Linked DNA regions of Homo sapiens: region 1 is linked to region 2. The links are chromatin loops, found by intact Hi-C in ENCODE. Cell type or tissue: PC-3. All regions are shown on one strand. Links, peaks and the distances in the headings refer to the core of each region. The heading gives the core; the rest is flanking DNA.

Region 1 (16,585 bases), core at 3,788-11,787, 51 kb after region 2:
ACAGCAGATGAATCTATGGTTATTTCTTAGCAACCAAATTTGAAGGGCAAAAAGACTGTGCCAAGAAAACTACAAGTGTAGTTTTTTTCCTGTCTTTTCTCTCTCATCCATGCACAAAAAATAATATTTACCTATTTATATTTGACAATACCATCTGTTTTTATTGTGTGGAGAGTCTTATCCATTTAAGGAAGGCAACAACTTTGTGACTCTCAGTTGAAGAAAGGTAGAAATGAAGAAGGCCTTATGTAACACCAACTTGTGTCACCAACAGCAAGTGGAAATATTACATCTTGCACATGCTCTGACACTAGGTGTACTCGACAATCATGATGAAGTTTCTGCTGGGTGCAAAGAACTGGCCCAGGTAATGAAGGCAATCGAAAGGTGTCACACTCAGACCTAAATCTCAAAAGGAGCTTATGCATTGGTGAAAGAAGGCATAAGTACAAGAAAGATCAAACAAATGAATTATACAGTTACATCTTAAAGTAATACATGCTAGAAGAACAATAGTCACTGTACAGGGTTTATGAGTTGGACCAAGAAAGATGCGTAAGATTTATATAGTTAGGGGGTGAAGGAATAAGGGGTAAAAGGGGTTGGTTAATAACAGGGCACATAATATTTTATGTGGAGGAATGGAACAACAAATAAAGAAGGCAAAAGAAAGCCAAGGTCAATTTAATGAATTAGTGAGCAGATGCATAGATGGAGTGGAATTTATGAGACAGAAATGATGGGGCTAAGAGTAGAAAGGTGATTAGGATCAAATGCTAATTAAGTCTCAAATTCCACACTAAAAAATTTTCAAGATTTAACTCAGGCCCAGAACATAACAGGCACCTGAGAAATTATTGCTTTAGGGGGTAAATATGTCACTTTTAGAATATTCAAATCTTTTTACAAGGAGAGAGGAATTTAGGCTTGATATAAGCAGTAGGAAGTCACTGGTGGTATCTGAGCAAGGGAATGACAGAAAAATACATTTAGGGACATACTATTATATATCAAGAAAATTAATTTGAAAGCATCAGAAAGAATTCATTGGAGAGAGTTCAAGATTGACAGCAGGAAGCCTAATTTTATATTAGGGTATATATCTAGGTACCTTGAGAAATAAAACATAAATGGACTTCAAAATTAAAATTCTGAGTAGAAAAATAGTTACGCTTTAAAAAATTAAACTTTCAGATTTAGCCAGTAAACTGATGCAAATGGACAAAGTAATTAGATTTTAAGGAAGCAGACGTTTCCTGAAATTCTTAACTGACTTTTTCCAAAGAGAAATAAATTTGATTTGTACTTTTTTAGACTAGGTAATACCTGAGTACTCTGGTGGAATTAAATACTTAATGGTAAAAATACCACTTTTAGAATAGGCAAAGATTTTGTATGAAGCTGTAACACAGAAGAACAGTCATTTACAACACACACACAAAAGGGTGCCAGATATATTCTGGGCCAGGTTAAACATGCTGAGATCAAACATCAACTTAAGAATACACTGGGCCCTGAATCAATGGAAAAATCATTTGGCATTATGACACTCACCATGCAATCAAACCTCTGTTTAAAATCAAGTTACAATTACTCTAATTATGGACAAACATTTCATTTGTTGCACAACTGGTACCTAATCAAACACTTCTGTAGAAGAGATGATTTCACCACAAGGTAACTTAATTTCAGTGCGAAATAAGTCTTTTAAATTATTTTTAAAGAGTGTTTTTAACCAATTTACATGTCAGAAATTTTATTTCTATAAAAATTACTACATGAACTAAGTCTAAATCAAACAAAAATGCCTTCCTCTACTTTGAAACAATAGTCTTCTCTCATAAACATTTTATTCAAATATTTCCCAGCAACAGGCTTGTGTGCACTAACCAGGAAGTGAAACCAAATATGATCATATTGTGAAAGCAGAGTAAAATGAAAGAACACAATTGGAATTATCTGAAGCATTATTAAAATTTCATCTGAAAATCCAATTCCCTTGGAAACAACAATTTAATCAAGGAAGTAATAAAAGGAATTTCAAAAGCATAATTCTTCATTTTCTTGTGTGGCAGTGTCCCCAGTCTTCTATGCAAATATCTTTTCCTGTAGCCAGGCTGGCTCATCTGAAACACAAGCTTTCACCAACCCGCCTGGTGAACACAGGGAGCAGGGTTAAGCAATCATTTTCATGCTAGTAAATCAACTCTGGTATAAACGATTGCAATCTTTAATGACTTACTTTGGAGAAAAATGTATCTTTTGCTTCTTAGGTAACAAGTAAATCACATTTCTCTTAATTATTTTTCTGTGGTTACTGTCATTCCCTTTAATCTATTGTAAATTATAAGCTCTCTAAAACCAGAAAATGTATTTTACTGATTAGTCTGCTTTTAACTGACTCAGTAACCTAAACATAGTGAGAGTTATTATAAGTACCTAACGATTATTCTTATTGTCTAAGGATAGTGTTAGCAAACAAAACTCACTATGGTTTACATTTTTCTGCTAAGATGGATACTAAGTAGGATCATGAATTTCTGGGCTCCATTACCATATCTCTTATTCCAAGGAGATTGGGTGTGGGAGAAGGGGCTAGAAGACACCATGCAAAAACAGAATATATTCTCATTTACTAATTATTATTCTTTATACTTATTTTTAATTTTAAGCAGGATTTGAGTAAGCTTAGTATTATATACAGTACAATATTCTTATGAAAATGTCCTAGCAATCTAAATAAGAAGGTAGTTCCTGAACTACCTATGACTTCAGCAAGTGATCAGGTAGCCCCTATTAGACACTGCACAAACACAATGCAAATCTGAATATTAGTGCTACTCTGCAGACAAAGCAGACATACTGCTGCTCTGTATAAGAATGAAATGTAAAAGGAAAAAAAACTATGAATAAATAAGCAGTGACAGACAAATCTATTAGCACGGTACATGCATGTATATAAATATATATAATAATCAAATCATGTGGCTAGTGAATTCTAGAAACACTTGAGAGCCTACTATGTTTTAAGAACAGTGTCACACTTAAGAAACTGAGTCAATTCTATTGCCATGGTGTTAAGAGGTTGAAGAGCCTGGCTAGTGGGTCTCATTCAGAGCTTGTCTGTGGACGCACCAAAAGTATTGAGGCAGGCCAGACCGCTAGTCAGTCCCGTTTTCTTTGGGGACCCTCTTTTCTTGTTACTCCCTCACTCACTTTATCAAATACTGCACTTTCACCACAGAGCCTGATCCTTTATATTTATATTCATTGAATTCTCTTGACAGGGAGAATTCATTGAGCATTTGCTGTGGTATGGGCTGAATAAGATAAGAAAGTATATTTCATTTTCTATCTATCCTTAAAACACTTATAAAGTTAGGAAAATGAGAAATTTGTACAAAAAGTGAACAGGAAAAAAATGAAGGATTAAATAGTGGAGTGGAACAACTCTGAACATCTATATAATGCTCAAAAGTTTATGGAGCATTTTTTTCATAGTCATTTAAATCATACACTTGACTTTAGGATAAGGATACAAGCTCAGAGAGAAAAAAAATTAGCTGCTGATGACACATGGCTGGTGAGCAAGAGCTTGATCCTATAACTGACACCAAACATGGTGCTCTTCCAACCATCCAAAGCTTCCTCTTGTAAGATGAACAGGTATAGCTCAGGGAATGGAGAAGGCAACATAGATAAGGTATCTCTGAGCCGTTAGGGATATGCAGGGGCTGGAGCAGGAAAAAAATCTCCAGCGGGGTAGTGGGGAGGGAAAGAGCAGAGGGGTGTTGCCTGAGGAAGAGCAGTGAGGCTGCAGAGGATCTTCACGGCCAGAGGGGGACGACTTCACAAATAAATGAGGCAGTGAGGACATTTACGGTTGGAGATTCCAGAATATGAGAGTATGGCTTGAATTGACTTACAAAAGAGAACAATTATAGATTCTAAAATAGAATGCAAGCAATATTTTAGGAAAACTAACCTGGTAAGGCATGAGAGATACAATGGGGCAGGATCGGGGGCCGGGGGAAATGAAGGTAAGGAAACCAGGCAGGAACCTACTGCAGTCATTCAATGCTGAAGCAGTGAGAGTGAAGACCATGGTAGTATCAGTGAGACTGACCAGGAATGAAGGAATTTAGGCAGAACTGTGGGTTCTGGCTGACTAGAGAGCTGGGAAAAGGGAAGAGCAGTAAAGTTGGGCTGGTGAAAGGCTCTGTTATAAAGTGCTAGTTAATATTCCAATATTCAGTGGAAGACCAAGGAGCTAACTGGTGAATTTTGCCCTTTCATATCAAAGCAAGGCTAATAATTAACATAATTAATCTTTTATGCTTTATTAAAGGTTTGGCATAGCTAAGGTTTGACTGAGTACTGTTCTCGCAAGTGAACCTAGCGGGAAAGCTGAAGAAGGTGAGATGAAAAGGCCATTTAGGTCCAGACCTAATGAGACACAGGTACCATTCTATTGAACCCAAAAAGGTATTTGTGAAAGGGAGTGACTTAATCCAGTCAGCGTCAAATCTTAAATTTAAAAAGTTAGAATTTGCCACTTTGGTAGCAGCATGAACAACTCGTTAAAAAGGAGAAATACACATAGGGAGGAGATCAGGATAGATCAATTGTCCAGATGATAAACAGGAAAGGTGGCTTGAACTAAGATGTGCCTGAGTGTGAAGAGAAGAGGGGATAGAAGCAAAAGTACTACTATTACTTTTAAGTGCTTTCGAGCAGGTTCTCTGCTAACTAGCTTATGGGCATAGACTCTAGGGCTCCTTAGGTATCCCTTAGAAGGACTTGGTAGCAGATTAGATGTTAAGGAGAGTCAGGACTCAAGGACAAGTGACTTATCCTAGCTTTGGCCACAGGGTCAATGATGAAGGGGGCTAATGAGTGTGTTATTTAAAACACTGAGTTTGCAGTACCTGTGGGCCATCCAGGTAGTGAGGTCTAGTAGGCAGCTGAAAACACAAACTGGAGCCCTAGGGAGAGGAAAAAATATAAATGAGTTTGTTAAGCTGTTTTTGCTGAAGACTTGGGCCAATGTTGGACTTAAAGACCTGCACTTGGTAAAATTTTAAAAGTTATTTAAAATAAATAACTCAATGCAGCCTCAGTCCATCTCCCATATAAAAGAACTCATTTAATACCTTCCTTCCAGAATATTTCCATTTAAAGTTGGGACAATTTAGTTTTTTATGAAGATGACTGAATTCATTAAAAGTTTATATGTTCGAAAACACCCACATATGCAAATCCGCATCCACATAACTACAAAACATCTCTTCAAATGACTTCTACTTGATTGTCCAACTGGAGATAAATAGAATTGGAAGCAATCAAAGACATTCTTTTTAAAAATAACTTGCAGCCTCCCTATTGCAGGTGCTCATTGTCTTCCTGATCATGAACTGTCAACTCACTAACAAAACATAAGGGCATATTTTTCATTTCACTTCAGTGTTAAAGAGCTGCTCCCTTTCCAAGCTACTTCATCTTTACTTTGTTCTCTAATGGTTGTAGAGATAGTGAATATATTTAGCATATCAACAGGGTTAATAGAAACATGAAGGAATTTCTGATGTGGTATGTGTTGTATTTTTATAAATACCAATCTCCTCTCTTTGCTAGCTTTGATAGAGTTGGAAAATGTTATCCTTTGGGAATTTAATTTTGAAGAACTGCTCTGGTTTTGTTTTTCCTACATTATCTGTCTCCGTTTAATGTACTATATACTTATGTTGTTTATCACTTTTCTCTGCACAGTAAGCAGTAAGCTCTGGTAGCACAGGGCTTCTATTTGTAGGGCTCACTGTGGTATCCCATCACCTAGCCCAGATAGTAGGGGCTCAGTAAATAGTTTTTGAGTGAATAATCACAAGTCTGTGATTATCTCACTTCAGGAACTTAATATGTCCTTTTTTCTTAGCAATCACACCCCAATCTTCATGCTCCAACTTAATTTGGAACTATGACTTCTATTGTATTTATACGCCTCAAACAAACTCTCAGAATGTATGTTGTGGTGGGACCCTGCAGAGCCCTGAAGGGTATTGGTACAAAGGAATTAACATGGGAAAAACTGCAGCAAAGTGTCAACAAAGGCTCCCAGTTTCTCCAGGTGATTTTTCTGTCCAGCTCTGTCTTATGAGGAGAAGTTATAATGATCTTTCTCCTACACACACTCTTCTGACTTCTGGCTTCCCTGATCTCAATTCCTATTTGCAGTATCTGTTTCAGCCCAGGGTGAAACAAAACTGAGGGGTCAAAACAAACCTGAGTTTGCATCTGCTGTTTTCATTGCTTGAGGCTTTGAATTTTTTTGTCGTTACCTTAAGAGAATAAGCCTGTATTTCTACACAGACCAGAAACTCACATTAACTTAATATTATAAGACAGAATAGACTACTTTCCCCCTCAAGGTTCTGATTGTCCTTCTCTGTCCTCATTATAAAACCTAATAATTTCCTCACTACTCTGTTTGATGGGATAATCATAGTGACCACTTGCATTCATTACACAACATAAATATTTTTCCATGTCAACTGGATTTAGTTTGTATGCATTATTGCATAATCAAATCCAAGGAGAAACTATTACCATACTCCAAATTGATATTAAGAATGAAATTAAAACTTCAAACTTAAAAAAAAGATGTATTCTGAGTAATTCATGCTATAGCTTTTCCATTTGATGTCTAAATATATGCTAGAAAAAAATATAGTTATTTTGTGCTCTTTGTGAAATGTAATCAATATATAATCTAAGCGAGAACTTTTAAAATCATTTGGATTAGGACTAATTTAATTCATAGGCCAATAATTCCAAACAAATCACTTATATCAGCCAGGCAATATTTAGAAAGGCTGTCATCATCTGCATAAAAGACAATTCACTTGACAGCACTCCTTTTTTGGGCAATGACTCAAATCAGCTAGACTGAAAATAAATCTAAAGGGTACACAGCTGTCATGTAGCTGCAAGTAGCCTTCTGAGCAATTACTTGATTCATTTTTCCCTATTTGTACAACTGGTTTTGCAAACAGGATTGCAATCCAACAAATGAATGCCCCGCACCCCCTCCCCTCCCCGCCCACTATGAAGAAAGCTTTTTGCTGTCCTTGGGAAGGCTCTAGTGGATTCCTTTGCCCTGATGGGCATGATAAACTGCACATGGTGGTTTCTTGATTTTATTTAATGAGAAACAGATCTTTAAAATCAATGACCTATGTGAACCATTTACAAAATAAGTGCTCCAAAATTTGAGAATATGATTTTATCAAAGGAATGTTGGCATCAAAGTTTGAAGGAAAGACAGGTGCCAGACTGGATTGCTATCTATGTCTACTAGGTACAGGCAATTTATTTTCATTGTAACATTCCATAATTGCTGTTTTAACATTTTATTATGGAAAATTTTAAACATACACAAAGGTTGAGAGAGTGGTGCAATGAAACCCATCTGCCCACCACTCTGATTCAACACCACAATACTCACCCTCATTGGATTATTTTGAAACAGATTCTAGATATATTCTGTCTTATTTCAGTATGGATCTCTAAAACAGAAAGAGTCTTTAAGATATAACCATAATATCATAATAATATCCAGTGGCATGCTGGTAAATATTTAACAACCAGGTTTCTGAGAAAAAAAAAAAAAGGACCCTGGTTCTTTGCCATTTTCCATGATTCCCACCATGGCCAATTTCAAAGTACCAACATGATGTCACTGAATGTGGAGTTGAGAAGAGATGTGTCACACATCATTATACAGCACTTCTACTCTGCAGATACCTTAGACATAAATAACCTTAAGAGCATAGATAACAACAAATTATAGCAAAATAATTAGGAAGTGAGAGTTTTGAGTATTTATTTTACTTTTAGTACTTTAAGTTTGTACAATTTAGTTTTTAATGACTATGTTTAACTAGCTTGAAAATTCCTATAACACAACAATCAGTTTTCACAAGCTTATGTGTGTCAGCTCTAGAATCATTACTGAATCATATACAAATAATTAACAATTCCTTAATATTATCAATTAACCAAATTTCTGATACATCTCTTGTCTTTTTTACTTAGCTATAGAGAAATAGCTTCAGCAAGAAGGAGGAGGAACTTTGCTTCAGAAAGCTACACTGAGGGCTCCTTTCTGGGTATAGCTCAGTCAGCTGTTAGTCTGTTGCCAGGAGGTTGAGTCAGATGCCTTTGTGATTATGTACCTTCATATCACTAAGGAATCACAGCAATGTGTTTAATTTGCTTTTTATTGCCTATTCTTTGGCTCTCAAAAGACAAAGAGTTTGAAAGGGAGTAGTAGAGAGACTTGGAAGAAGGGAAAATACATCTATTCCAGGTAGACAACCATGAGCTGATGGAGTGTTCTGACAGAAAGAAGATGGCTAAGAAGATGTGAGTTACTCTTCCGTGCTTGATATATCCCACCATTGAAACTTGGTTCGCAAAAAGTCCTCTTTAAATGTGCCTTCCAGAACTGAATATGGCACATTAGATCTGACACTCCTGAAGCAGATGGTAAAGTGGAGTTACTGCCATTCTTGATAAGATGCCAACACTGGACTGCAACTCCACTTTGGGCTCACAGTCAAGCAGAACTCAAGTCCAACCAATGAACCAGTGCCTACTAGCACTCACCAAGGCTCCACAGCATACATTCACAAATCCTCCCCCACCATCAAATTTGGTACCAGGCCGCTTTTCCAACCCTTCCTACTATGCCTTTGAACATGCTCTCTATTCTGATAGGCTAGCCTAACCTATTGTTCAAAAAACACATAATATACCATTTTTATTAAAAAAAATTCTTACTATGGAAATTTTCTAATGTATATAGAAGTATGAATAATATTATAAGGGTCCCCCATATACCATTTACCCAGCTCCAACAATGATCAATTCATATCACACCCATGCCAGGTGTCTTGAAGCAAATCCTGGATGTATCGTTTCATCCGCAATGATTTCAGTACTGCATACATTCTTTCCTATACACCTCTGCTCAAACATTTCCCGTCCACCCCCTTCTTCAACTTTCCATATCTTATCACATCCTGCAAGCCTCACCTCCTACGATGTTTCCACTGAACTTGTGAGTCATATGCCTTCTTGGGACATCTGTCTTATTGTTGTCTTCTTGTTCTTAACTCTTAAGTTGAACACTCACTGTCATTGGCCTTGAAAGCAGGAAACCTCTCTCACCATACATATAGTGCAAGAATTCACGTTTAACAGGGAAAGAACCAAAGGATATCCAATTGGTTTTATAGAGTTTATTAAAATTTGACACAACAATTTTATTCAGCATATTAACCAAATTCTGTATGTGGGAAATGTCTTGGTAAATGCCTTGGACAGGGCATGCAGACACAGTATGACAGGGTGGAAAGAAGACTGGACACAGAGCTAAAAGGCCTGGTTCTTGTCCTGCCCTTCTGTTTACATGCTATTTTGGGTATATTGTGTAACTTCTCTGAGGAATAGGAATTAATTTCAGTCATTCTTCCTCTCTCCCTCTCTAAATTGTCGGAATCAAATGTGATTATTATGTAAAGATGATTTTATAACTGATAAAGTACACTGTTGATGCTCATCTTTACCTGTAAATGCAGAAATCATTGACCATATCACTAGACAACAAGAAGAGCTATTGGTTTGAATCCTAAATGTATAAGGAGAATAAATTTAAACTCCCAACAGGAAAAAAGGGAATGTGATAGTGCAGAGATCAGATGGGATTAAGAATCAAGAAAACTCACCCTGGGAGGAATGTAACAGCATACCTAGTATCTTTTTTAGACCTCAAAACCACTGCCTTATAATTAAACAAATTAGAAATTACAAAGAAAGCAATATATGTTTTCAACTATGTAAGAAAACTTCCTATTACGTTAAAAATTGAATTAAAAGGCAAAATTCAACATCTGATTTCCTCTTCAAATAAAACTTTCCAATTGTATCCAATAAAATGGTTATAATTTTGAGTTTATGCTCTCCTAGGACATTCTCAATGTCTTTGACTTCTCAGTTTTGCATTCTGCTTTTCCAAAGGAAAATCATTCATATCAAACTGCAAAGATCTATCATGTTACATCAAACAGTACTTAAAGTCAATATAATTGAGGTTTTTTCTTCCTCCAGTAGAAAAGAGGATAGATGGATTTATCAAGAAAGCACTGTTCTACAAACCATCCTGCAAACTTCACTACCATCCTGCGAGAGATCTGCAAATAGGCTTAGCCCATCTAAAGTACCCACTGGGATATTATTATTATTATAAGGTTTCTTACAAGCAAATAAAAATTACAGGCATTGGAGAAAAGGCTTAAATTTTGTAAAACTCTGAATAATCTAGGCCAACATAGGAAAAGGATTTTTCAACTTTGGACATTAATATGACTTAGCAATAGTCGATAAAAACAACAGCTGCTGAGCCTGGTAAATCCAAATGAGATTATTAGGTCAAAATCATAGAAATACACAGAGAACATTCCAAAATTCCCAGCACACTGACAATAAAGCACCCAAACCAGAATCTCATTAGGGAAAGAAACATTTTGTTTAGAAATAATTTTTTTTTACTACGACTTTACCATGTGTAACATCTCTGGGATGTTACTAGAGAGGAAAACAATAAGAATCAAAAGTGTAAACTACTGAACAATAGCTTCCTTCATTTCCCTTCCCTTCTCATGAAACCCTACTGCACACACCAAATAACTATGTATTCTTACACCTTGTTCTGCATAAACAGACATTTATAGAGATTTTAAAAATCATCTGGGCGCAGTGGCTTATGATGGTAATCTCAGCACTTTGGGAGGCCAAGGAGGGAGAATCACTTGAGTCCAAGAGTTCAAAACCAGCCTGGGCAACATAGCAAGACTTCATCTCTACAAATAATTAATAATAATAAAAATTAGCCAGGCTTGGTGGCATGCAACTGTGGTCCCAGCTACTCAGGAAGCTGAGGCAGGAGGATAGCCTGAGCCTGGGAGATCGGGGCTGGAGTGAGCCATGACAGTGCCACTGGACTCCAGCCTGGGCAACAGAGCAAGACCCCAACTCAAAAAAAAATGGCCAGGGATGGTGGCTCATGTCTGTAATCCCAGCACTTTGGGAGGCCAAGGTGGGTGGATCATCTGAGGTCAGGAGTTTGAGACCAGCCTGACCAATGTGGCAAAATCTCATCTCTACTAAAAAAAAAAAAATTAGCCAGGGCTGCTGGCATGTGCCTGTACTCCCAGCTACTCAGGAGGCTGAGGCAGGAGAATCACTTGAACCCGGGAGGCAGAGGTTGCAGTGAGCTGAGATTGTGCCACTGCACTCCAGCCCAGGTGACAGAGCAAGACTCCAACTTAAAAAAAAAAAAAATCAGTTTTTCAAAACTTAGATAATATTAGAATAAATTTTTTCTTGTATAATAGATTGTTTTATAATAAGAAAACTACCACTCACTGGCGTTTGTTACCTTCATGCACAACAGAAAAAGAATCAAAGAAGTTTTAGACTCCTAACAAATGAAATATGAATTTATACCTTAGACTTATGTTACTTTGAATACTTTGAGTATTGTTACCCATGATGACCAATTAGCATAAAAGACTTTTCAAGGTTATAGTCTACATGTCTCAAAATATACATTAAAAATGTGAAGGGCCATAGTTTTCTTTTACTTGTCTATTTACTGAATAAGGCTGAATTTCAGAAAATGTGAAGATTGAACAAGTTTCAGGCTATAACGAAAATTTAGGGGCTTTTGTGATCTGGTCCTGAGACAGCTATAATTTTTTCTATTTTGTCAATAGTGCTTTTATTAGATCAACAACTATGCAAGTCTAATTTTTCATCATTAAGTAATTTGACCCTACTTTAAAAATTACCAGGAAAAAGTAAATTTAAGTCTAGTTAACTGAACTGACAACTTACAAAAGATAAATCAGGTGGAGCTTGCCTTAATAGGTCCCCCCAGTACATAAGACAAAACAAGTCTAGTGTGAGGACACATAGGCCCTAACAAGTAGCTGATGTGAGGTTGAAGTAGTTGAATATGCTTGTATATTATAACCATAATGGATGCCAATACTCATGATGAGATAACTTTATGTTAAGTATTTTTATAAGTGCTTATATAAATTATTTAAAACTCTCAACAACCCCATGAGATTTTCTCCACTACAGATTGGCAACTGAGACAGTTATGTGACTTATCTAAACATGCACAAATAGTAAATTCATAATAGTAAAACGAGCATCAATATGAATATTCTTCAAAGAGATCTCTGAGAAAAATAAAAAGTAGCTTAGCTCCATGGAATGAACAACAGGCTAAACATGGATTCATTCATTCATTCATTCATTCACTCAGTCATTCAGTAAATATTTAGTGGCTGTTATGTGGTAAATGGCCCTGGAGAAGCAACAAAATAAACAAAACCCATGATGTCCTCAAACAGGTGCTATCTCTACCTCATGGAATTTATAGTCTGGTGACAGAGACAAAGATTAAACAAATCCTCAGTTATTTTATTATAATCACAGTAAGTGCTTCAGATGCTGTGGGGCAGGTAGAGGAACCACCTTGAAGACTCTGAAACTCATAGGAGACTGAGCCACTGTGAGAACTGAGCCAGAGAGCTCAAAAGCTTGCCCTAGCAGATGACACTCTTCTCTAGTCCCTTAGCTAAAGGTAGGTGCAGAAATAAATAATAACCAAGATGTCATGAAAGCAAGACATGTTCAAGGCCAGGAGGTCTCTGTCTAGTTCCATATTTTTGGTACACGAGAGTAGCCTTGGGTTTGTGTTCAAGTTTCAAATGCTCCCAGGATTTTACAACTTTTAAAGGTAAAAGCCATATATTACATTAAAAAATTTTAATCTGTGAATTAGTCATTTAAATAATATAATTTGTACATTATATCAAGAGAACAGTTACTAAAATTATCAGGAAAATTTCATTCTTGGTATAGTCAATGCTTTCTGTTCTGAAGAATGTGTGAAGGTGGCTACTTCAGGCATGTGGTAGAGTAGAAGTCAGCAAAAAGATGGAGGAGACTGAACTCTTATCCTGCCTACCATCTGCCTTAACTTTAGCCAAGTTATGGAGTCTCTCAGACAGCCAGCTTTTTTTTTTTTTTTTTTTTTTTTTTTTTTTTTTTTTTTGAGACGGAGTCTCCCTCTGTCGCCCAGGCTGGAGTGCAGTGGCGGGATCTCGGCTCACTGCAAGCTCCGCCTCCCGGGTTCACGCCATTCTCCTGCCTCAGCCTCCCAAGTAGCTGGGACTACAGGCGCCCGCCACTACGCCCGGCTAATGTTTTGTATTTTTAGTAGAGACGGGGTTTCACCGTTTTAGCCGGGATGGTCTCGATCTCCTGACCTCGTGATCCGCCCGCCTCGGCCTCCCAAAGTGCTGGGATTACAGGCGTGAGCCACCGCGCCCGGCCAGAAAGCCAGCTTTTTAATTGATAAAAATAGAAATAACTCTACCTGGTCTACTTTCTATGTTCACAGTGATGACAACATCAAAAGTGATGGGAACTCTCTCTGCCCAGGAGGTTTTAGAGAACAGCAATCCATGAAAGAATAAGCTCCTCACAAATACAACCTCTATTCTCTCTAGGCCAAGAAACCTTACCCAATGAGCCCATAATTTTTTAGCTTTCTGGAAGACAATGAGCTAAGCTGCCTGGAGGGATTACCTGGTTTCAGCAAACCTCTCCTGTGCAAAGTGTCATTATTCTTCCATAGAACAAATAGTACTTCCCCCAAATCTTTTCCCATTTCCAGTCAGAAGACATAAATGTTTAGAAGCTATAATTTAAAAAGTTGTGCTAATATAAAGCACACTCACTGGTAACCTGAAATTTGACAATTTGACCCCAAATCATCTGGTTCAAAACTTAATCCACTCCTTCTCTGAAAAAGTTAGAAGCTATAGTAAAACTAGTAAAATGTCAGTAATCACAGTTTGACTTAAGTAATTACCATAGGATCTTCTGATAAAAGGAAATAGAATATTTAATCCTATGACTTTTTTCTAAACTAACTTTTCTACTAGTCTCCTCTACTTCATCCCACTGCCCTACTTGGTCTCGCAATATGATCTCTCTCATCTTCAGCACACCCTCCACACAGTTGCCAGTGTTACTTCCCAAAACTAATCTGATATAATCTCTCAAAACCTTCCTTGGGGCTCCTGGGCTCTTCCTGAGGAAGCTGTATGCTTTGTATAGAGATATAAATGTATCTCCAAGCTCACCCCTGGCAGAGGCTGTGCCACGGTCAGCACTGGCTGTTCCAACTCCCACTCCAATGCTCTTGTTCTTTCATTCGTGTCACAAAGGGGAAAAGCTGACATGACTGGGGAAGGTTACACTGTGTGGGTTTTTTAAAACTCAAAGCGTGGGGTTGATTCAGACATATTTTCACATCACTGTTAGGGCCATTACAACAGATAACAAAATTGGCAAAGTATACTTCTTTTGCTCGTCAAGTAAAAAGAAAAGAGCCACATAGGCAAAGAAACAAGAATTTAGAGGTAGAAGGAGTTTCAGGCCCTCATACTACAATGTAATGGACACATGGATCATTCAGCTTCTATAGCTCCAAATATTTGATTCATGTATCACAACTTATATTCTAAACATAGTATTATTTTAAAACTATACAGGTCCCTAAACATAAAAATATAAGCAACATAAAACTTAAAAAATAATAAACTTAAAAATAATTGTCCAGGTGATGGAATTGAGTAGCTGGAACACTTTATTTAATCTTAGGTAATTGATTAAAGATATCCAGAAATGATACGTGAAGATGTAATAAATAAAATAATAGACATGCATGTAGAAGGTTAAAAACAATTTATGGAAAATTTCTCCTGGATCTTATGGAAAGCTAACTTTCACAATATCTGCTGAATATTTAATTATAATTCTAAAACAAGCACAAAATAAGCATGCATTAGCTGTTCAACTACTTATTTTTAAAAGTTCAATGGCCCCAATGGCCAGGAGCAAATATTGCAAGTTATTAGTAATCCAGATTTATTTTTATTTAATTTAAAAAAAATCTAACATAGGCTAAGTACCTTGAAGTGGGAGAAACCTAGCTGATAAATCTTTCTATTGAAAGGTTAAGTTGAACAATGCAAAATCAAGCAAAAGGATCAATGACTGGTGAACATTACAGCTGGCTTGATTCCCTCCAATGGAATATGCTTCAGCAGAAGTATCTGTCCTTTGCAATGTGTTGTTTCTGTGGCCCTAATTTCTATATTACACTTTCCATGCAGACTCCCATTAGTCTTTCTTCACCTTCATGACTCCTGGGTAGAATAAGGACTGATAAAGTAAAAGACGATGGGAATTGTAGGGTCCAAATCAGCCCATAACCCCAGTCCCTATACCCCCACAATGTTGGGCTGGTCCAGTTCTATCATCAGTGAAGAAAAAGCAACGCCTGAAAATCCTAGATCTCTTTTTAGCATTGTAAACCATGTAGGAGATGCTTATTACATCTGCTTTGTTCTCTATTTCTATGGTGCCTGTCACCATAGTAACAGGGCATACAGATGAAAAAGTAGGCTAGAAATACCCAAATATGGGGGGCGGAGAGGGCAATATGGGGGAAAGGGCCTTTCACTGATTAGGAAAGAAAAGGCTAGAATTTCTTCTTTCAGAGTTGTCAATGCATTAAGGGGTAATTCTAACTAGAAAAATAGGTTTTCTTTGCCTTTAAGAGAGCAACAATAGAAAATACCCTAAAATGTCAATAAATATCAATGTTTCTAGGAGGTAGTCTTGCTAGGCTTCTGAGATTTTAAAGCCAGATGTATTAAAAACCTTGAAGGGGCTGGGTGCGGTGGCTCACACCTGTAATCCCAGCACTTTGGGAGGCCAAGATGGGTGGATCACCTGAGGTCAGGAGTTTGAGACCAGCCTGGCCAACATGGCGAAACCCCATCTCTATTAAAAAATACGTAAATTAGCCGGGTGTGGTGGTGGGTGCCTGTAGTCCCAGCTACTTGGGAGGCTGAGGTAGGGGAATCGCTTGAACCCGGTAGGTGGAGGTTGCAGTGAGCTGAGATCATGTCACTGCATTCCAGCTTGGGCAACAAAGTGAGGCTCTGTCTAAAAAACAAACAAACAAACAAAAAAAAACCTCGAAGATGCTAATTTAAACCTTTAAACAGCATCTAGTTTTGGAAATGACATACTCATGCTGCAGTGTGGATGACTGCTACTTAAAATATTTAGTTACTTTGTAGTACTAAAAGTTGACACATCCGTTAAGGAAGTGTGGTTGGGAAGATAACTTACTACAATGAGTATTTCCCTAAAAGTGACAAGTTTATCTTCCAAGTCTCTGTATAAAATGTCCCCAAAGGAAATCACTGGGGTTGGGGTGGGGGATGACAGTCACTTCACTCTAAGGGAGTCACTGCTTCTATGAAAGAAAGAGGAACATTCTCTCCTGTCTACTGGTTCAGACCTTCAAAGGCACTATCAGTTCCTAACTGTTCTTTGCCATGCCAAAATTTCATCTATAAGGAAAGAG
Region 2 (16,585 bases), core at 3,115-11,114:
ACCCATGTGCTCCTGGTGGGCCAGATTCTTCTTTTCTGGTCCAATGTAATTTTCTCATGTGAAAGGGAACATTCCCTTCAAATATCAGCAAGATGGTCAGATGTTTATGCAGAATCTCAAAGCTCAGCATCAAGATTTCTGGTGAACATGGATGCTGTTTACACTAGCTTTACAGTCTAGTCAGGGAAACAGACACTAAATAAGTCATAGTTATCAAGAGGATGGATACCTCAAAGTATAGTACCAGTTGCCCTGGGAACAAACAACAGGGGGATCTAAGGATGGACTGGTCAGAAAAATGCCACCTTGAAGAAGTGACCATTTATACTGAGAACTGGATGAACAGGAGTTAGCTAGGCATAGGAATTAAGGAAGAGCCTTTTTGGCAGAAATGCATGTGCACAGACCAAGGCAGGAAAGGACATACTTTGAAATATTTTCTATCATCTTTGGAGGAAAACTCATTAAAGCTAACGTAGAAAGCAACCACTAGGGTCAGACAAGATGCTAACATTTTACACATATTATCTCGTGGAATCCTCTTAAGATCTTATGAGGTTTGTTTCTATGAGGAGTGGGTCTTATTTGTCCCTGCTGTCCCCCACTGTATTCACAATACCTTAGGCAGCATCTGGGTAAGTAGCAGACACTCAATATTTATAAAATAAAGCTTACATTTTACAGACGAGGAAGCTGAGGCTCAGAGGTACAAGATGACTCAAGAGTTACTGGTGAAAATAGGGCTCTGATCCAGGTTGGAGATGAGTACCTTCTGGGCTGTCAGTCCAGGAAAATGCTCTTGTCTTCTTCCAGATAAAGCAGAGACTAGGCCGGGCCTTGGACAGTCTTAGACTGGGCATGAGGGCACAGAGCAAGTGAACAGCACATAGCTATGTCTGCCCACTGCATTATCAGATGAACCTGGTGAGCGCATAGTCTGCCCTTGGAGCTGGCACCCAGGTGGGGCTGTACCCTAAGACCAGGCAGAAGTTAACATCTCTCAGTGCACTGAAACCTAGAGTCATGTTTCTCCAACGGGGAGCCTGTTAGCTGACCTGACACTCAGGTCTCAGCTGAACAGAAACTGGAGAACTTAAAACTGTCAGGCATCTATTTGCCCTAGGTCAGACTCTGGGAGGAAAGCCAGTGATAAAGGGTCAGCCTCAGCTTTCAAATTTTGGTGTTAAAGCCCAAGACAGCCAAGTACCTCACAGGTCACCTTTATACCTGTGCAACCTCAGGACATTTCTCTTAACTGGGAATTGTAACCTGAGCATTGTGAAGGCCCTGCTGGGAATGTTTCTAACTGTACTGCCCTAAATAGCTTCTCTTCACTGTCTACTTGGCTCTCCTGACGGGGAGGCACTGCAGAACAGCCCTTTAAGATAATTCCATCCTCCTTCACTTGCTATTATGCTTGAGGTTCTTTAGTGAATAAAAGTCTTATTCATGTGTCATAAAAGTGAATCATTTCCAAAGCTGAAAAAAGAAATGTATGACATACTCAAGTTCTTAAGAAAATTACTCAGTATTAAACATGATCAACACTTCCCACTCACTCAGCATTTTATGTAGATCAGAATATTGGAGTTGGAAGGCCAGCTAGCGAGCATCCAAGCCCACCCACTCACAAGGCTCAGTTAGGCTGCTACCCTGTGCATGCAGATCACACTGCAGATCACACTGGAAATGGCAGGATCACGAGGGCTAGTGCTGAAGCCCAGAAGTCAAAAGAACCCTATTTTCTCTCCCTCTGTCAGACATCCTCCAGCATCCTCACCAACTTCCCCAAGCCACAGCTTACCCTGAGAAGCATGTTAATTTCTTCCAGGCCCTTCTAGTCATTAACTTAGCTGGGGCCTTTACTGATGATCTGAGACAACACCCAAGCCATCTGCCTTATTTCCAGCATGAAAAAATTCTCCATGGACACTCTGTTCATCAGGAGAAATTATTATACTCACTACCAGAGAGAAAGAAAAAGGGAGAAGAGCTAATTTCTTTCATCTTCTAGAAGAAAATTTAAAAATAGTGCAAAGTCCCAGTAAGGTCGTTTGGTAAGTCATCTTCCTTTCATAGAAGAGCTCAGTGGAGAGGGCCTGGGACCCCTTAGAGCCACAGTCCCACTGTGTAACGGGCCTTGGGGACACCTGAGCAGGTGACTCACGTGGACCTGACATGACAAACATTTCAAAGGGCTAGCGTTTTGAAGAACCTCAGGGGAAATGCCAAGTGAACCAGTGTTAAATGGCAGTGGATTGTTAGAGCTGGGGTTGAAGCTTTCTTCCTGCTTCGTAGTGCATTCAGCCAGAAGGCAAAGCCAGGGTCACAGCATCTTCCAGGGCAAGGAAGGCAGCTTCTTATCTGGAACGTGGCATGAATTCAATAAGGACAGCCTAACTTGTCCCTCCTCCTCACTCTTCTCACTCTCCAACATTCTAAATCAGCAGAAGAACAAATTTAGCCTGAACTGTGATTAGAAGTCATTTTGTAAGTCTAAAATGTTTGCCAGCATTTTCCTATAATAAATCAGCACTCTCAGGGAGTTAAACTGGAACTTCCATTCTCTAATAAAACCCAAACTGACGTGAGCCTCATTTGCAAACTGAAACAAAAAACACTAAATGTTAACAACTCTTTTTAAGAGGTTGGGGTCATTATCCAACATCACCCACAGGGTCAGAAATCCAGCATGACACTCCATTCTTCTAATGACAGCAAATGTAGATTTAGGTTAAAACATTAAAATATAAACTATGCACTTTCAAAATAATCAAAGTTTATAAATAAATGGGTTATTTGGAAGAAATTATACTAAAATGTTTAAAACTCTGTGTGTAGGCATGCACATGTCTACATGTGTATCAATCTTTTTCAACATTCAGAATATTCAGAGCCTGCACATTATAAAGAACAGAATACTGAATTAGATGTTAAAATCCTAGAGTGTGCTCACAACCCTACCACTTACTAGCCATATGACCATGGCAGTGCATAGTATACAAAAAGTAGAGTCTATGGTGCTATGGAGTCCCCAGTTTAAAACCTGACTCTTCCATGTGCTATGCTAGCTATATAATCTAGTATGTTAGTTAAGCTACCTGAACCTGTAAAATAGAGGTAATGCCTACTTGATATGCTTTAAGGATTAATGATATTTATAAAGCTCATGGCAGGTGCTTTAGTAGTTCCCAATAATGGTAACCACTGAAGGTGTCTCTTTCAGAGCCCAGTTTGCTTATATGTGAAATGGGAAAAATGGCCTAAAGTTCTCTGGTACAGTGATGCACTGTGCATGGGAAGGGATTATCATTAAGATGCAGATTACAACTAAAATGAATGCAGCTTATTAGAGAATACACAGATTCTAGAGTTAGGTGGGAGACATGGGTGCTGATCTGGCTCTTCCACTAGTCTTTGGTGAAATGCGGATTATCTGTGCTCTTCAGAGCCAGCACAGTAGGGTGAAAAGAGCACTCAACGGGGGCATGCACAGATCATGGTACCATCTTCCTAAATCACTGGGGCTGTGATCTCCAACAAGCCACTTAACCCTTCCTTCTCAGCAAATTCTCCATGGTTTCTTCTCATTGGGAAGATCTCTGAATCCAGAATTACATTAGAGGATGAGGAGGAAAATAAAACATACAGGAAGTGACTATGGCTGAGGAGATAGAAACTAGGATAGCTATAGAGCAGGAGGAAGCACTAGGATCAAAGCAGACTGGACGAGACCACTGAGCTCTGAAAACCAGAGTTTTCAAAACTCCAAGGTGGTTATGAGAGGATAAAGTTGATGTTTAATGTTCAGCTAATCTCTGTAGAAACAGGCTATGCAGACCTGTAGGTTGAATATGGTTCCTGTTCTCAGCAGTCATGAGACCTTGGGATGGTAATAATTTGAAAGTCTTCTTTCTCACCTGTAAAATCAGAACAACATACCAAATAGGGTTGTTGGCTGGATTGAGAGAGTACACATGGAAAACCTAGCAGACTGCCTGGCACACAGGAGGTGCAAAATAAAGTTATTGTCATATACCACCTCAATACTTCTTCCTACAGTGATGCTCTCCAAACTCAAGGATCAGGAACTAAATAGTTAGATTATTCTCTTTTCTCAATTTGAAGCCACCAGTGAGGTTCCCGACATGCATTGTGCTGCTCTGATATCACAAGCCAAGCAGATTTTCCTCAGGCCACTTAATGCGTGTTGCATCAATTCTTCACGTGGCTACTTCTTTAGGCTTTCCCTTTTCACAGAACAACTGCCAGAGAAAGGCTCAATCTATTATGAAAAGTGTGGTTTGATCCACTTGAAAAAGAGAACTGTTCTTTTCTCCCCTTGAGGATCTGAGAAGTTTCTCTATGCATTACTACAGACAAGGGTGTGAATCCAACCCAAGCTCAGGGAAAGACTAGAAGGAAACTCCCTTCACACAGGTGGTGTTTAGTCCCCCACTAGTGGTGCAGTTTCAGAAACTCCAGAAGGGAAACCTTCCCACCTACTCCTTAATGACTGAGAAGCATTTCAAGGGAGAAACAGTTTTTCACACCACAATGGTAACTCGTTCATTCCTGTTGAGAAGAAAATAGTCATGGCCATATCCAAGGTACTCACATGCTAGGCTGTGCTGAACTAAGGGTAAGTGCACTTAAACAGGTGCCTGGGGTATTAATTTACAAGGAGTAACTACATGTCATTGGAGTAATTGGAAATTTGGTGCCAGTTAACTCAGGTTTCCACATGTAATTCCTTATGTTAGCAGCCTAACAAATGAAACTTGGCCCTTTTCCCATTCAACATAAGGAATAAGTCTCTTATTTTAAATTTGAAACTGTGGCAAGAAACTACCTTCTAGAAACAGAGAATCTTGATAACTGGGAGACATGTATTTTGGTGAGAACAAGCTAAAGCATCATCCTTGGAATAATAGGTATTTCATATTCTTGAAGATGGGAGTTAGTAATAGGTGAGGATACGTAAGCTTGGAGTATGGTGGTTGGGGCAATGCCGAGCAGCACAATCCTAGAGCAAGCGAAAGAGAGCAAGAGCCCACAAAAGTGGTTGGAGGGAGTGAGATCTGGGAGGGATAAGGGTGCGGGACAAAGAGAGTAGGATGCTTTGAAAGGGAACAAGAAGGGAGACTTAGCAGCTGACAGGCCTGCTCACAAGGCCCGGGAGACTGATTGTCGATTGGGGATATTCGACAGAAATGCCGTGAGCTGTAAAACCTCATATTCCCTACAGCCCCTAGGCCCACTTGTCTTTCTGCTAAATTATCTTTAAACTCTTTCTCATTCTTGCTAGATAGAGTTTTAGTTTTGGAAAAAGGAATACAAAGATAGTTAAAATGTTCATGATTGTTTTTTCCAACAGAACGCCAGTTTTCCCATTTCTACCAAAAACATGTTGAATAAACATTCTAAGCATGTTCTTTTAAAGGGGTACCACACACTTACCTGCCCAGGGTGCCCACACGGTATGGTCTGATCTTGGTGCCAGGAACTGCATGGGGCTATGTGCATCTCATTTGAGGTACAGTTACTGATATTAAGTGAGGGCCAATGAATCCTCAAGATCTTACCGTGGGGGCTGCATTTGATAAAGGCAAGGGAAGGCAAGGAGAAACTGAGTATAGGAGCAAGAAACTGGATGCTGTGGTTTAAGGACCATATCAGGAAGGAGAGGCTAGGCTCCAAAACAGTAATTGCAGGGTCAGTGCTGATTCATAACTTTGTAAATCTTTTACACCTGCAATTGTGAGGCCCACGCTCCATGAGGAAGAAGGTTGGCCAAGATTTACAAATGTTGATAAACCTAAAAAAGCATTTCTACTCTACCTACAGAGGCTAGGACTGAGAAGTCACTGCTCTTGGCAAATAAGCGATTGGTAATCTGTGTAAGAGAAATTACCAGGAGGGGCAGAAACTGGGACATGTGGAGAGCTGGACAGAAGTGGGTTGAAAAGTGAATACTCAGTGAGGAAATAGGGCTGACCAGAAGGTTTGGTGTTAAAGGAAAGCAGAGAGAATCTGTGATGGCTTTGCAGGTAAGTAAGATAGGCATGAATCTTTTTTTCCAAAAGAAAGAATCTGGAGTTATATTAACCTACAGATGGGTGTTGGTGGCATGCTTCTATTTGACATTTTCTCCTCTCAGCAGCAGAGGGAGGTAGAGAGTAAAAAAAATGATGTGGATTGAGCCCTATAGGAATACAAAGGGCTCCAAAATGGAAGGTATTTATCATAAGGAAATAATTTGAAAATCTCAAGAGCTAACAGGCAGCTCTATAGAATCTCTGCTATTTAGGAGGCAGAAAGACATAACTCGAGTCTAGGGGAAGATGAGATAACATGGGATAAAGAAAGAGATTTGCATTTTAAAAAGACTACGCATATTAAAGTGGCCTTTTCTGATCCTTCTTTAGCATGTCGATGTAGGATCTTATGTAAATATGGGACTTGAGTTTGAGGTCTGGCTTTGTGCATTTTGGATAAACTGCTTTTCCCTAGACCTCAGGAATGAGGGTGACAAAACACCAGGTGGGAACAGAGAAGGAAACAAACCATAACAAAAGTTGCCGCTCCAGAGAATGGAACCTTGCCCTCAACAGCACCGGAGTCTCTCCCTTCCAGTTGAGCCCTTTACCACTTTTTCAAAAAGCCATTTTGAAATGTGGAAGTGAATGCTGAAGTACATGAAGCCACAGTTATTGCTGTGTTTAGGGGGCCATGTCACTGCTGGGCAGACTGTTAGCATATAACTTCAGCATCTCAAAGCACCTAGCAGTCCCTGAAAGGCTGCTAATGCCTGGAGGCAGGCACTCACTTCATTTCAATAGACTTCCCATTCCTGAACCACTTAGAGATGGGGGAAGCCTTTCTTGAATGACTTACTGCATTTTCAGAGAATATGGCCAGGGAACAACTAAGTTACTTTCCTTCATAATCTGATTCAGTCTATATATATTCCAGCAAAATTCTGGCTATCAGCCTTCTAATGTGGTCCTGAAACTGTGTGTGTGTGTGCATGTAAGAGACCGAGAGAGGCTGTTTTCTATCGAAAAGTTCAAACTATCATGTACTTATTTTATCCAGTAATTCAATTTTTTCACCTTTGACTAAACCATCTCAGAATTGCCTGTCTTGCAGTTCTTTAGCTTTTGCTTACCTGGTTCACAATTCAGTGTTAAACAGGAAATGGAGAAACAGGCACCAAGAAGAAAGGAGAGAGATGAGGCGTTCTATGAACATCTGTCCCTGATGAATTCCAAGGAAAGACGGGCCCACTCATGAGAGATCTACTACCCCCCGCAACCCATGTATTCTAGGATCCACGCAGCTCTTTTCAGGTGCTTGTTATTTTGTGGCCATGGTAGCATATTTTGAAAACTCATACCATTGTTGTAAGATTCACATGTAAATCTGAAATCTATTATTTGGTGAATAACAGTACGACAGTACAAGGAAGCATGAGAAGAGAGAGGGAATCACTTTTGGAACTTGGTTAAAATTAGTACAGTCAACTTCTTCCAGCATTTACTGTTTTTATTTGCCATTTGTTATAAAAATTGGATCTTTATTTTACACAAAAGGTACTTTAAAAACAGTGAAGTTTACCAAAAGCTACTGAATCTGTGGCAAAGGGATTTACCACCAAAAATGCAGATTTACACAGTAAACCTGAGGGCCAAAAACATTGAACAAAATCTTCCATTTTCTAATAATTCATTACCAGAAGCAAAAACAATTGTACACAGATAAATATGTGAAGGTTAACAAATGCTAGCTTTCACTCTTGCACTAACCAAATAAAATGTCTCTATTCCAGATTGGCCCATTATTTCACTAAGTGAAGTATTTGAAGAATTTAAAAAAAATCTTCTTGTAAACATTAATATTTAAATACAACATATATATGCACGAACACATCCATTCTAACTCTATACCCCTTTGTATTCTTAAAATTGCACCATCTCTGTTAGAGATAATGTACAACATGCAGAAGGCATTCATAATTGTTTTTCTCAGCAGTAGTGTATTATACAAGTTAAATGCAAAAGTTAAATATGAAATTAAACTCAACTGAAAGCCATCTCGACTCAGTACTTTGGCTCATTATTCTATGTTAATGCTTTAGTGCTGATGAAATTATTCATATAAAAAATCTGAAGAGAATGTAGCCTGTTACCAAAGGTATGTAGTAGATAGCTCCCTGTGGATACAGAAGTGATGGACAAGAAACAGAAGGAAACCAGTGAAATAAGACTGCAGGTTTTCACTGCTTCAGCTTTTCACATCCAGCTGAAAAGAAATAATTATATCGAGGGCATTCTGCAACAGTAATTAGCTTATACTATTTCAAATATATATATGATGACTTCATAATACAAACTAGGATGCAAAATAACTCCTTCCCTCCCCCACCATTCTGTCTGTTTCCAGATAGAAATAAACAGATTCTGATGCAATGTACAGTTACTGAAAACAAAGCAGATCTACAGTTACATTGTCCTGCTTTGGGTACAGATCAGCTCTAAATACTGCAGGATGGGCAAAGTAAAACTACTCAATGAGACATAATTACAGGCACTGGCTTCCTCCTAAATAAATACATGCTCAAATATCATTGCAAATCTTCTGGCACAAATATATTCTGTTACTGTACAATTGCTGATCAAATTTAGTGCGGTAGGTGAGTGGAGAAGGAAAACAACATACCTTATGTGCATAGGATGATGCTAAGAGAATGTGAAGATGGAAAGATGAAAAGAAAATTTTATTGAAAACACAAGAAAATAATGTTAAGGGCACAGAATAATTGTTTGATTATTTTAATGGTTTTTGAACCCATCAATATTATGCAATATTTTAATTAAACATAAAATTTTAATCACAAAACACTTGAACCGAAAAAAAATTTTTCACTATCAAACAATGTTATGCAAATACATCACTGCAGTGCACCACAGCACACCTATTGGAGCTATGCCACAGCACTGAGATACTGAGGATCTCTATTTACCCTGTTTAACACAATGTGAAGTGACATAAAATACAGTGACATACAGGGGAAAGAAATTAAGACTGGGAGTGAAGAATGAAAAGATAGTATCTGTGTGCCACACAGATGTACCCTGATGTAAGTTAGGAAAAGAACACTACTCCTTTACTGGAATGCTCAAAAACACTTAGGTTCTCAGATTAAGGTTGAGCATGTGATTTCTTCTAAATGTCATAACTTAGGGAACAGAGCACTTCATGATTAATGAATTAAAAAACGTGCTATCATACTTAATTTAATCTACAACCTCCTGCAATTTTGAAAAAAAAACCACTAGATATATCAAAAACTAATGCTATAATTTGCATATATGAAGTATGTGTGTCTGTGTGTGCATGCAAATAAAATTAATCCATGCCATTACTACCGTAAGCTATGAATTTTGTTCTGAATAACCTCCACATTTATTTTTTGGAAAATGCATATGTATTCTTGAAATCAAATGCCAACGAAAGTCTCATAATTATAATTTAACAAACTTAATTTTCTTCATTTAAAATTCTCTTATGTGAATATGAACACTTGTAAAATAAAGATCTGCTCCAACAGTACAGTAAAGGTGGTATTAACACCCTATTTTTTATGTGAAGTAGTAGCCTCATTTTTCCTTGCATCAGGGCTACCTTGTCTCAAAAGCGACCTAAACACTGGTGTATAAGGTTTAAATTAAAAGATGTAAAACCATGGCATCAAGAACAACATAGATTGCACCAATAATTATACCCTAGTGTGTGGAAAGCAGTTTATAATATTCATTATTAATCCTGCTAGTAAATTCTTCTAGAAATTTACGTAGGTGATAAGGAAAATTTAGCCAATGACTTCTGCAGTTGAACCAAACCAGTGACGAGCCATGGAGAAGTTCGTCAGGTGAATGGTAGCAAATCTGAATTTTGTTTTGAAATTCTAGCTAGTTATGTGGCCAAAAACATTTAAGCACTTTTGGCATATTCATGTCCAAAACTTAATCACATGCCACACTGGAATCAGTATACATGATAATTCTATTGTGAAACACTAAAATAAACATCAACTCACACTTTAAAAAATGAAAATAACAACGAAAAACATGGATATAATTAGAATCTGTTTTCTGAAGTCCTAGAAGTTTCATCAGTTATACCTGCTTCCCTGAGAGCTGAATGTTCTGACTAAAGGCAAGTTTTGGTAAGTAGTTTATTTTTACACTGTTCCTTTCCGTTCAGAATAAACAATAATGTGTGAGGCAGTGTGTTTGGTGTCCTATATTCCTGATAGCTAATATTATTCAAATTTCATTTGATTTGAATAATTCTTTTCTTTGAACTTTAGTGCAGGAGTGTGTGGCAGGTGAGGGGAAGCTCTATTTGCTATGCTTTAAAGACTCACTTTCATCTTTCTGGAACAAAGCAAGAGAAAACACATACCACGCACCACAATTCCATATACACAGTACTGTTTACCTATAGTGTTTTCCAGTTTTGTGTAGGTGCAGTTAATAGATTTCTTCATAGTTATATCCAAAATGAAGAGGTGGCATCATAATGCCTAGACCCTTAGGGAAAAACATATTAAAGATGTACATTTCCCAAAAATGAGTCAGTTGATTTTATTCATTAAAAATATGCATAATAAAAGGCCAAGCACAAAGCTCTTTATAAAAAGGAGCAAAATGTATTTTCCAGAAGAGTTAGATAAAGGCATGAGATGAATTTCAGTTAAATGGATCTATTTCTTTGTGGGTTTTGAGAACTCATTTTAGACACTGAATAGAGGCTGTTTTACATTATAATCATAGCTAGAGATTACATAGATGGAGGGAAAAAAAGTCTTTTGCTTTAACTCTTACTAAATTTCTATAAAGTATTTTAAAATCAATTTAAAAACCAAATCTGTACCTCTCCCCTCTATCACAGTTTTTGTAAGTAATTAAGAATTTTACCCGTACGATTGCACAGCAACTATGGAAGAGAGAGGTAGATGATTCGGCCACCCTCTCACAAGGAAACCCCCAAATACTTTAGGGCATTAAACACAAGGCTTTTGTTATCCAAAAGTAATTAGTTGCAGAGTACAAAAACATTTTGGAGCAGAATGTACATAAACATGAGTCATAAACAGCCGAAACCAAGAACACTAACAGTAAGTTCATAAAGAAATGCACAAATTCTATGTATCTTACAAAAATGATCCTCACAGATGTTGAATCCAAGATTATACAATAGAAAATATTTATATGTTTTACATTTAATATAAAAATTCTTAACAAATAAAAAAAGGCCTTGATGATAGACAAGAAGAAATTTTAGGGAATACATTAATTTTCAGGATGCCCCGAGGATAATACATCTTAAATACTCAGCTCCTGTTCTAGGCAAAGGCCAAATGCAGGCATTTTCTCAGGGTTCATCATTGGTGTTAAGAGAAAACCAGGTTAAGGAAGACTCAAGCAAGCTGGGAAAGGAAGTAAAAATTAAGCCAAAAAAGAATTCTGCCAAGCACAACATACCCTATCTAAAAAAATTTAGGAACATAAATCAAAGACAGTCGTGAGTATACATCAAGAAAATTCATATTGATGAGTTTATGGTCTTGGTGATAAATATCAAAACAGGAAGTCAGTTAAAACAAGTGTGCAAATAAGTAATGGGGACTGGGGGAAGAAGAGGAGAGAATACCTATACAATCTTGAAGGTAAACACTGCAAGGAGGAATTTAGTCATTTCATAGCTCCCAGTCCACCCTGGATGTGCATTTCTTGCAACATCTCAATAAGTTAAAGAACAGTTATTCACAAAACTTCAGGTTAGTGTTAACAGTTTTTACCTGGTTAATTTAGGGCTAGACACTCAGTTGCTTTAATAAGACATTTAGTTATGGTTCATCATAATAGTCACCCATTCTTCATCTTTATTAACTTAGAAAATTTTACTTCTCATTTAAAGCCCTGGAGCATTTTTTTTTTTTTTTTGAGATAAGAGTCTTGCTCTGTCACCCAGGCTGGTGTACAGTGGCACAATCTCGGCTCACTGCAACCTCCACCTCCCTGGTTCAAGCAATTCCCCTGCGTCAGCCTCCCAAGTAGCTGGGATTACAGGCGCACGCCACCACGCCTGGCTAATTTTTTTGTAGTTTTAGCAGAGATGGGGTTTCACCAGGTTGGCCAGACTGGTCTCGAACTCCTGACCTCAAGCAATCCGCCCATCTTGGCCTCCCAAAGTGCTGGGATTATAGGCATGAGCCACCACGCCCGGCCGAGCATACTTTTAAAAATGATTTTGAAACACGGGTCTCTTTTCTTTAAGTCAACATTTGTCTAAGCACGTCTGTAAACGTTCTGTTACAGGGAGAGGAAGAGTATTGAGCAAGTTCTCCTCAACAATCAGACAGTTCCGTTTTAGGGACTGACATCCTTCTAGTTCAGGAGGAAGTGTTTCCAGGTAATTACCAATGAGCTCCAGATGAGTAAGGTTTGACAGCTCACCCACATGAGGGGACAAATTCATCAAGCTATTTTTCCCCAAAAGTAAACACTGCAGCTTTTTGCACTGAAACAGCCCATCTGGTAGCATCTCAATCTGGAAAGGGAAGAAAAAAGAAGCTGGTAAAATAGGTTTTTGGTGGCTTATGATAAGACATTTACCTTTTTTCCAAAAAAAAAAAAACAAAACATTTCTGGAGGTTTATAAGTGATGCAGACTACAATGATGATAAATTTGAAGTAGATGAAAAGATAGAGGGAAAATGAAGACAGGAGTACAATGAGGAGTGAGGACTGTGGCTACCCTGGACACCTACATCCTTGCTGTATATGGGTGGGCAACGAATTTGGTTTTAAACACTCTAACAAGCAATTCTTAAATAAAATGTAGTTATACACACATTGTCGTTAAGATAAAAACAAACCAGTAAGAAAAATCATAATTACTCTTGAGTCCTTGATCAGAAATAAATTACCCTCAAGAGTCTTCATAAAAAGTTTACTGTGTAATGTAATGAATAATACCCTTAAAAACATCCTAAGAATCTGACAGCAGACTGAAAACCTTATTCTCTTTTTTAAAAAAGCCTACAGAAGCAGAGCAAAAAAATATGATTATATATACATGCACATTTCATTCCCCTCTACATACACATACACCTGAATATTTACTCTTGTTCCTTCCCTCTGGCATGGTTTCAACTAAATAATTTATAACACAGATACTTTTAAATATAATAAATATTATGCAAATTAGGTCAACTCCTAAAGCTGCTCCCGTTGACTGCTGCCCTATATGGTAGATAGGTTGCATGTCAATTTCTAAGGGCGCCACAGTACATAGAAGAAATAGGGTTTATTGAGGAAAGACCTCCAGAGAAGAAGTTGAGCACATACACAATCCCTTCAACTCATCACTTCACTGAGGGATAAGTCTGGCCTCAGCATAGATAGACTGCACATACCACCGCTCCCTACCCCCCATAATACTCTACATATTGGCTGGGGACAGGGGCCACCTACAAAAACTATGAAATAATGTAGGTTCCTTGGTTCCAAAACTGGCTTTGTTAGAAACAGGGATAAAAAGGGCACTCAGGGACTTGGCCTATATCCTCTGACGGGCTAATGCAGACCGGCTGGGAGACAAGTTTCTAGGGCCATCCAGAACTGTCTCTCCTCAAAAGGATAAATAGCTTTTATATAAACTAAAAAATGACCAAATTCCATTAAAAATGTTAATGATGTTGTAAACTCCATTCTCCTACATCACCCCTCCCTCTAACACACGTTCAGTGCTGTATATCCTTAAAAATAAATCTAATGATTGTCACTGCTAAGAACAACATTCCATATAGATCATCATTGTACACCAAAATATTAGATATAAACAAAGGGAAAAATATCTACCCTTTACTTTCATTTCCTTCCCAAGAGCAGATGCAAACCCTACATATGCAGACTTACATTGGGAGATGAGGCAGAGAGATGAGAAGAAATGCAACCTCTTTCTAAGGCAACCCCTTCTGCACAGAGATACCTGCAGCTCAGAAGTAGGATCAGTGATGTCCAAGTGAAGGAAAAAATCAGTCCTTTGCAGTGTGCATTATTAAGAGTGCTTGTTGGTGCCTATGAAATGACTCAGGCAAACTGGCTAAAAAAGAAATTAGGCTTGGCTCATTTATATTCAGTGAGCACGTGCTGAGTGCCTTCTAATGTGCCAGGCTCCCAGCTAGCTGCTGGGATCAAGTACTGAGTTAGAAAGACTGCCTTTGAAAACTTTAGCCTAATGCAGGTCACCATGGACATCTCAGCCTCAGCACTGTTGACATTGTGGGTGGAAAAATTCTTGCTGTGGGGCTGTCCTGTGCAGTGTAGGATGTTTAGCAGCATCCTCAGCCTCTACCCACCAGTTACCAGTGCCACTCCCCTTCCCAGTTGTGACAACCAAAAATGTTTCCAGACAAATGTCTCTTGGGAGGCAAAATCATTCCCAGTTGAGAAGCACAAGTCTCACGGAAGAGAGAAACATGAAACGATTACACAATTGTCTGTAATGAGTGGTATGAAGAAAAGTGCCCTAACCTGAGCTGCATTAGGCATTCCGTATTTCCCTTCTTCAGTCAGCTTCAGATTCCCAGCAAGTACCTCGTTTAACTGGACTGATTTCCTACTGGGTGATTACCCTGAAGCCACTGCCCTCACTCTCTTGTCTGGCTATCAGCACTACCACATTCCCACCAGTCTCCTTCCAAATCTCTACATCTGTGATTTTAGTGAACTTCTTAGGCTCCACTAGAAGAGAGGGATTTCCCAAGGTAGTGGGAGTGGGCCTCAGGGCCAGCCCCTTAGCATTGCTGCTGTGAAAGTGAGTCAAGGGCTGCGCTGGCTATGTGCGAGAGTCCATCTCTGGGGCTTTCTCTCCAGCTCTCTGCCCAGCTAAGGCACAGGATCTTACCTCACCTACTCTCATTCAATTTTTCTAAAGGAGCCTGGGGAGTTTTGTTAAAGACTCAAGACTTTCCTTCAATTCAGCAATTTTATCCTGAAAAATCTACTTACAGCTTTAAAAATAGTTTGCCTTGAAGCTTACAAGAACTCCAATTTTGCCTGGGTCAACAAATTCTATAAAAAATGTTAGAAAACAATTATTTAAAACTAATTTATTTAGCATGCCCTTTCTTAGACTGTATGACACATGAGCCAGAGAGCCAAAAATTACCTTAGTGGATCACTGATTTCTTCTAAAAAAACCAATGGGAAAGCTTACAGACTACTATGGGGATGACATACTTCAACAATAAAATAGTTTTATGGAATAAACTACAACATATAATACACACATACATAAGCTATATGATAAACTACAAAATAGATGACAACAACAAAAACTAATGGCTATATTATCTCTCTACATCCTAGAATTCTCTGACAACCAAATGTCTTCAGCAAAATGAATTGAAGTCCCCGAGAACAGGATGGTTTTCTTTTACATCTATGGCTGACATTGTTAATTAAATACCCCTGGCTTTTTCCCAGAGGCTGAGATCTTACTTTAGAATCCTTCTCAATACCAGATTTCCTTTTTTTTTTTTTTTTCTGGCCACTGACACATGCCATCTCAGGAAATGCTTACCAAACCCTAAAGTCCAATCATTTCAAGAAACACAGCTGAATATTTCTGTTTCTAAGTAGTGATGCCAAAAATAACAAAACCCAGTGTCACATAGATGATCTTCAGAAGGAATTTCTACATTATTCACCTTCTGGCTAGAAGTCTTCAAACTAATATAAGAAAAAAAAAAAAAAGCACAAATGTGGAAGTAAGAAGACCTAGGTGTAAATTGGACTGGTCTAAGATTTCAGCAAACCTAGCTCAATCCTTTCCCATGCCTTGTGCTTCTCTCCATTACAATCAATGCCACCATAATCCAATTACTCTTTGGCACTGTGATAGGGATGGATCTTGCCTCCATTTCTCCCACCTTCCATGTCCACCCACATATACCACTGTACCCCATGTGGAATCACTTGGATTGATGCATAGGAGACACAGTAGAAGAATAGTAGAGTAGAAATCAGAATGTTTGGGTTCCATCCTAGCCCCCTTGCCAGGAAACTTCAGACCTCAGGTGAATTGCTCTGAGCCTCAGTAAAATAAGGGCAGTGGACTAGAGTAGGGGCTGGTAAAGTTTTTCTCCAAAGGACCAGAAGAATAAGTATTTTAGGCTTTCTGGGCCAAGAGGCAAAAGTGAAAATATTATGTAGGTCCTTATATAATAGAAAAAATATTCCATATATTTTTAAGTAATGAAATTCAAAATATAACAATTGAATATAATTTTGTTGTAATACAGGCCCACTAATAAAAATGATGGAATCTATTTGTAGAAATTGAAATTTGAGTTTCATATAATTTTTACGGGTCACAAAACATTCTTTTGATCTTCTTCCCCCAACCATCTAAAAATGTAAAATCCTTTCCTAGCCTAGGCTGTATAAAAACAGGCAGTGGGTAGACTTGACCCCCAGGCTGCAGTCTGCGGACTCAGTGTTCCTTT

Evidence for each region. Peaks named below come from ENCODE experiments on the same cell type or tissue, not always from the same donor. Only the 100,000 strongest peaks of a DNase experiment are listed, where the experiment ranks them.
Region 1: a loop joins it to region 2, with 3 times the contacts of the local background. A loop is called at or near these places in 11 of 110 quality-filtered maps.

What each region holds. Positions count from the first base shown.
Region 1 is chr1:89,538,315-89,554,899 of GRCh38, reverse strand. The region is part of intron 1 of LRRC8B (leucine rich repeat containing 8 VRAC subunit B); the gene reads right to left. It overlaps LOC124904216 (a long non-coding RNA gene), which reads left to right and starts at 4,011. Exons shown (of 3, transcript XR_007066214.1): 1 at 4,011-4,040; 2 at 4,349-4,416; 3 at 8,366-8,769. In PC-3, for the core only: no CTCF peak of the experiment used is centred there; DNase peaks (open chromatin) are centred at 6,999 and 8,199; H3K27ac peaks cover 1,693 bases.
Region 2 is chr1:89,588,807-89,605,391 of GRCh38, reverse strand. LRRC8B (leucine rich repeat containing 8 VRAC subunit B) reads right to left here. Exons shown (of 6, transcript NM_001369817.2): 6 at 7,531-12,621. The coding sequence ends at 12,349. Among named protein-coding and RNA genes, the nearest start is that of LRRC8C-DT, 36 kb to the left of the region's middle. RefSeq lists enhancers at 4,376-4,625, 6,673-7,189. In PC-3, for the core only: CTCF peaks have their summits at 5,967 and 6,166 (motif pointing right); a DNase peak (open chromatin) is centred at 6,161.